Regions from separate parts of the Homo sapiens genome. Here region 1 is linked to region 2. Evidence: chromatin contacts called from ENCODE Hi-C or POLR2A ChIA-PET data. All regions are on one chromosome and are shown on one strand. The core of a region is the stretch at or near the end of the contact, and the rest is flanking DNA. Distances in the headings are between cores, read along the strand shown. Region 1 holds the start of IL17A (interleukin 17A). Region 2 holds the start of PAQR8 (progestin and adipoQ receptor family member 8).

The links. Hi-C counts contacts between places; a loop is a spot of excess contacts on that map. ChIA-PET counts read pairs that join two places held with the same protein, here RNA polymerase II (POLR2A). Pooled maps may share reads with other maps.
Region 1: a pooled map shows a loop between it and region 2 (1.9-fold over the local background). The contact joins the promoter of IL17A here to the promoter of PAQR8 in region 2. A Hi-C loop is called at or near these places in 2 of 50 pooled maps. POLR2A ChIA-PET finds 5 or more read pairs at or near these places in 3 of 52 experiments (OCI-LY7, activated CD4-positive, alpha-beta T cell and activated T-cell).

Annotation. Positions count from the first base shown.
Region 1 is chr6:52,184,752-52,188,152 of GRCh38, reverse strand. IL17A (interleukin 17A) reads right to left here and starts at 1,778. Exons shown (of 3, transcript NM_002190.3): 1 at 1,695-1,778; 2 at 348-550. The coding sequence starts at 1,721.
Region 2 is chr6:52,360,462-52,363,678 of GRCh38, reverse strand. PAQR8 (progestin and adipoQ receptor family member 8) reads right to left here and starts at 1,528. Exons shown (of 2, transcript NM_133367.5): 1 at 1,430-1,528. RefSeq lists silencers at 1,276-1,765, 1,939-2,124.

The DNA of each region.
Region 1 (3,401 bases), core at 529-3,028, 180 kb after region 2:
GGTTAAGATAATAAAAGCATTAATCCTCTTTGATAAATGTCTATTCTTTGAATAAATAAAGAATAGACTTGGGGTCTCATAAATATTAGAATAATGATTATAATTAATTTGGGTTGATTATTGGTGTCAGTGACAATTAGATCTAACAGGATAGGGATTATTGGAGGCTGTCCTGTGCTTGGTTAAAGAAATCTGTAGAAAGTTTGAGAATTGCTCTTCACAGTGGTCCTTCCAGGTTTGACTGGTAATTCTAAATGAATAAAATCATCCTCAGGGAGATTTAACTGGCAGTCTGATGCATAAGAGGGATGAAGAATATAGCATTTTTATCTGGAAGCTTTACGTACTGGAGATTCCAAGGTGAGGTGGATCGGTTGTAGTAATCTGAGGACCTTTTGGGATTGGTATTGGTATTCCGGTTATGGATGTTCAGGTTGACCATCACAGTCCGGGGGAAGTTCTTGTCCTCAGAATTTGGGCATCCTGGATTTCGTGGGATTGTGATTCCTGCCTTCACTATGGCCTCCAGGCTCAGCAGCAGTAGCAGTGACTAGAATTGAATGGGAAAGGAGAGAGAGGTTGGAGATTAGATTACTATGTGGTTCTTTTTGACAAATTAATTGTGATGATGATGCATTGCTAATCATAGAGAACACACAATGTTCCAGGACAATCTATACTACATTTTTCAGATCAGCTAGAGAAAAATCTAGGTAGATGACCAACATAATGTTAACACCATGGCTTTAAAATTTTTTTAAAAAAACTAGTTTCAACATTCTCCTTTTGACTTAGGAAAGACATGTTATCCATTGGTTGGCAATAATTTTAATAAAAATGTCAAGTCATGGCATGTCATTAGCCTATCAGCACATGCATCATTGTCAGGTCTGGGAAGGAATAATAACCTTGATTTTCTAGGTAGAAATATCCTCCTGCACCATTGTTCTCAGTCCCATATTCTGTGAAACTCATCGTGAAGTCAAACATTCACATTGGAAGAAAGAGCTATAGAAAATCTATGTGGTATCAATATTCATGCTAGAAGTGCTGTTGGTGCTACTGGCAGGCATCCAACTAAAAACTCGATCTCCTTCATGTTTTCTTAGGTATATTTTCCAGTTGTTCTAAATTTAACATGTATTGATTCTGTAATAAAATCAGATTTCAAAAAAGATACTTGAAGTTAAATATTTAAAAAATATAAACCCCACTTATTCTAAAACACAGTTATACCTATGTTTAGTTAGAATACATAGTTTCAATGTACTGAGAATATGGTACGAGATAATGGAAACAAAGGTTGTTGCTGCTACGGCTTTCAAAATCTCAAGGATAGTGACCCATTTTAAAGAAAAATGCCGTGGGAGAATTATATTAAATCCTTTGTACTCAGAAAAACAGACTTTCAATAAATTTTCTTTCTTACTGCACAGCATCATGTGACACTTCTTGTGTGGTTTAGCCCCAATATAGCTATCTTTCAGTTTTAATCTTATCTTTCAAACTGCTGTGTATCAGTTCTTGAAAATGCTGCACAATGACTTAAATACCTACCAAAGCTTTCATTTCCTATCCTACATATACAGTATTCCTGGATCTCCATAGTCAGAACCCAGCGTTTCATGCCCACGGTCCAGAAATACTATCTGGTCCAAATCAGCAAGAGCATCGCACGTTAGTGCAGGACTCACCACCAATGAGGTCTTCCCAGGAGTCATCGTTGTTTCTTCCAATCAACTGGGGATGGATGAGTTTGTGCCTGCTATGAGATGGACAAAATGTAGCGCTATCGTCTCTCTTTTTATAGGGCTTTTCTCCTTCTGTGGTCACTTACGTGGCGTGTCGCAGTGGGTTCAGGGGTGACACCATTTTGGTTAAAATTTCCGCCCCCAATGAGGTCATAGAAGAATCTCTCCTTCTGAAGGAAAATGGGAAGGGCAGAAATTCATGTTCCTAAAGACCATGTCCTCTTTTCATTCTTACTTGTTAGAAGCTGAGCAGAGCTGCTATGCTATGGGTCAATATCATGTATTTATGAACATATGTACAGCTGCCAGAAGAGTTATGCTCTATTTTAATGGTTCATGAGGAAGAAAAAGTTTGAAGTAACATGTAGGTCTTCTGGTGTCATGTACCTTGATTTTCCATTTGATCTTTCTTTTCCTCACAGATTCCTTGGCCAGGTGTTGTGGAGACAATTCCGGAAACTACTCAAGTTCCCATCATATAAGTAAACAAAAAATGAAAAAAATATTTAATAATAAGATATATCCTATTTAATTGAATTTAACAATTCTTTTGTTGAATATCTACTCTGCTCAAGGAATAAATAACTAGGTTCAAGAGACACGAGATTTTCTGTTAAAGGCATGTTCCAACCCTGCATGCTACCAAGCAACTTGGTGTTTTGAGGAAGGAATTGAAAATGGGGATAGAGACTGGACAAAGGTGATGGAGATGGAGAAAAGGGGGGCAGGGGGGAGTAGAGAGTGATGAGAACTAGAAAGGAGAGGAGACATGATGGGGGAAAGAGAGAAGGAGTTAGCGGTTCTTTTCTCTGTACTCTAAGTAAGATGAACTTGGACTCAGGTCCTTGAGAATAGTTCCTTCTCAGGAATACAGAGGACTAGGACAAGGAAGGGCCAGTGGATATAGATGTGGCTGGCTATATGTCACCCTTCTCCGCCCCTACCCCCACTGAGGTGAATGATAACTCTCAGGCACTCAGCTGGTATCCCATATTCTACATGCTAACTCGGGGGGAGGCTGGCCAGTAGTTCCAACTCAATGGCTGGAGTGTAAAATTAGTTTGCCGGATCCTGAACCTGTTTGTCCTGAGATCCATTCCTCCCTGTCCTGCTCTACCTGTAACTCAGAGGGCTGACCCTGGAGGCTGCTTGCTCAAACTCCCCTGTCAGCTGGGTTTCAGCTAGGCTCAGCCAAAAGGGAATTGGAGGACAGATGAGTAAAAGTGGGAAGTGGAAAGTGGAAAGTGGGGAGAAGCCAGGAGCTTCCTTCCTCAGTCTCCCAGAGGACTGCTCACTCCCTTTGTCCCTGCAGCCTTCAAATGGTAACAGCTTCTTGCTGATGGCAATCTCAACTACCAGGGTGACTAGTTCTCTGACTTAAACTCCCTCTGTTGCAAATGCCTGAAGGGGCTTCTCTTTCCTGGCCAGATAAACCCTGGCTGATGAATGAGGGAGGCCATAAGCACCTGAATTTTAGTGGCAATAGTAGATATCCTTGATAGGTGAAGCAGATACAGATGGAGGAGGAGGTAGGATACAGCTTCAAGTGATTTCCGTAGTCCTGGTTTTGGCATCACTATCTATGTGCTTTTCAAGACAAGATTCAGAATGAGCCCTACTGCCCCTCCTCTACACACGACCAGGCAGCAA
Region 2 (3,217 bases), core at 279-2,778:
CAGGAGTCTTCACTGACAAGCAAATACTCCCAAACTGTACAATACTCTCATGTTTAACTCGACTGGAATGCAGTGCGTTTGTGGACATTGTTTGGTGTGTGTATTTGTTGTGGATTTTCCTCGTTTTTACCCAGAAACAGCTTCTCAGAGTACTGGAACAAGTAGTACACACGTGGGTCTAAAAATCACACATACAGTGTATTGTATGAGTTATCCCTAAGGCGCGCACACACACGGGTAGGTATTACCTGTACATTTGAAATCTCACTCCATAACTAATTTTTTTAGCCCAGGCTCTTCTCATTGGGTTCCTGGACAAAATCATTTCTAACCCAGCTAAGAAATATGGAATGCAACTTAGGTCAAGACAATGAGCCTGCCAAGGCTCCTGGACTTCCCACTAGTCTGCCAGTGCCTGGAGCACCCACAGCTGCACAGGAAGCTGCTGTGCCCGGCTACCTCCAGGTCCCCGCACCGGGTCGGCAAGGTGCAGCAGCCCCCAAACCCAGGCTCCGAATATTCCCCAAGCGCGCTGAGTGCGAGGTCCCCACCCGCCTCCGTCTGGGGATGCCCGGTCTTGCTCCCTAGACTAGATTCCCTCTCGAGTTATCTACGACCCTGTTCCACCGAGGGCGCTGCGTTCTCATAGCCTAGACAGACGTTCCCAGCGTTCCAGCCCCACCAGCCACCTCCGACACCCCACCGCGGCGTTCCCATCCAGCCAAGCCCCAGCATCCGCCCATTAGCCAGCTGCCGGCGGTTCCCATCACAACTCCGCTCCTCGCGCCCACCCTCTCAGAGAAGCCCCCTCCATCTTTCCCCGGCGAAAGCACATGCCTAGACCCACCCTACTCTTTCCGGGGTTCCCCTACCTCGGGCTGCCCTTCCTCGGGCTCTCCCTACCGCCCCGGGCTTCCTCTCCTCCGCACTCCCCTCCCAGGTTCCGTTCCCCTCCGCCCTGCGGAGGGCGCCCCACAAATGCGGACAGGACGCCCCTCGTTCTGCCCTGTCGGACTCCCCCACGTCTTGGTCCTGAATCTCCCGCCCTCCGGGCTCAGCCTTCCCAACATCGCGGTCCCCACACCCCCGCCAGCTCTCCAGGCTCAGGCTCCATGACTCCCCAGCATCGCAGTCCTGGCCACCCCACTACAGCCGTTCAGAGCTCCAGGGCTCCCCAGCATCCTAACCCGTCGTCCCCCCTTCCGGGCTTGGATTCGGAGACTCAACATCGGGGCCCTAAACTCCGGCCCCTGGCCTCAGGTTCCCAACGCTGCGACTCTGGACCTCCCCTCTGAGCTCGGGGTGCGAGGACTCCCCAACGCCGCGATCCTGACGTCCCCGCCTCCCGAGCTCGGGCCCCGGGGCTCCCCGACCTCGCGGTCCCAATACCCAACTCGACCCGTTCCGCGCCTCCCGCGGCGGGACTCACCGGCAGGGGCGGCGGCCGAGCCCGTGCGCGTAGCCCAGCCCGGCCCAGCCCGCGCTCCCGCCTCGGGGTCCCGGCCACGAGCTTCCCGCGGGTGGCTGTGACCGCGGCGGGCTCGGCTCGGGGGAGCGGCCGGGAGGAGGAGACCGCCGGGGGCGGGTGACGCCCAGCTCCGCCCCTTCCCGACCCGGGGGCGGGATGCGCAGACCCGCGCGCTCCGCTGCAGCCCGCGCCGCTGCCGCCGCTGCGAGGAAGTTGACTGACGCCGCTTCCTTCCACCCAGGACGCAGACCCTCGCAGTCCCTGGTAGCTGCAAAAAATCCGGAGAGTTTGAGACAGAGACGCCTTAACCGCCCTCATATTCTTTCCAAGAATTCACCTCTCAGGGGGCCATTTCCGAAGTCCCTCGGGAAGGGCGGAAAACAATAACAAACTTCATCTGCGCTGTCAAGACTGATTTAAATCCTGGCCTTTCTCTCACCACTCTCGGGTGAACGTTCAGGGTCATGCCCATGATATAAATAATGTGATGACATACCACGGAGGCCCTTGCAGACACTTCCACACCCCTAAGATACACCCGCCCAAGACTCGCGCCTCTCCCATGACTACATCACACAGACACATCTGACACTGACCTGCAGAAGATCCCACTTCTACCCTGTGTCCTCAATCCACAGCCTTCGTGGGTCCCAGCAATAGCGACCCACACATACAATCTATTGGAGGCAGGGTGCGGGGGTGGGTTCCACCTCCCGACTTGCTCCTCACCCACAATGTTCTCGGTATTTTACCATGAGAAAAAGACAGTTAAGAAGTTGGATGATCAATTAACAAATCAAGTTGGCTTTGCTTTTAAAAAGCCTTCTTCATTATCTGGAGAAAAGAGAAGGCCTGGGAAGATGGCCTGCTTACTGTAAGATTTTGTCAGACAGGCCTAATTCTGGTCTGCTTACTGTAAGATTTTCTCAGACGGCCTAATTCTGGTCTGCTTACTGTAAGATTTTCTCAGGCCTAATTCTGGTCTGCTGGTTCCCAAAACTTCTCTTATACCACCGTGTTTCAGTGACATGTTGCACAACATCTCACATTTGTACAATGTTTCCATTTTTCAAAACATTTTAGCCGAGTGTGATGGTTCACACCTGTAATCCCAGAACTTTGGGAAGCCAAAGTGGGCAGATTGCTTAAGCCCAGGAGTTCGAGACCAGCCTGGGTAACAAGGTGAGACCCTGTCTCTGCAAAAAATACAAAAATTAGATGGGCGTGGTGGCACACGCCTGTAGTCCCAGCTACTTATTCTCAGGCAAACATCACGAAGCAAAGAAAGTAATCTTAGCAGGATTATTTCAGTTCCATAAATGAAGACATTTAGACTCTGAGCAGTTGCACGGCAGGTTTGAAGCTGAGTCAGAGCCAGGAAAGAGCCCAGGGGCCTGTCTTTAGAGCCACTGATCTCCCCAGGGAATCATAGTCCAGCACTTACTTATAGGTGGATACTAGTGGAAATGTCACAGGAGGTCTTTGGCAGCTTTGCTCCCTCCATCTCTTCTTCACCCCAAAGATGTCAGGGAACTCTCCCTTAACCTCAAAAACCCGGGCTCTCCTTTATCGTCAAAAACCTATGATAGGCCAGAGGTCACAACCGTACAAGAGGGCTTATTGAGAGGGAGTGAAAACTCCTTCCACTTTGGGCCACTCTAGAAACAAAATTACAGGTTAGCACATCTAAAAGCCTATCCACAGCCTTCATCCAACTAACGTGAGCTGTCAGCCGGGAGCTGATGAGCC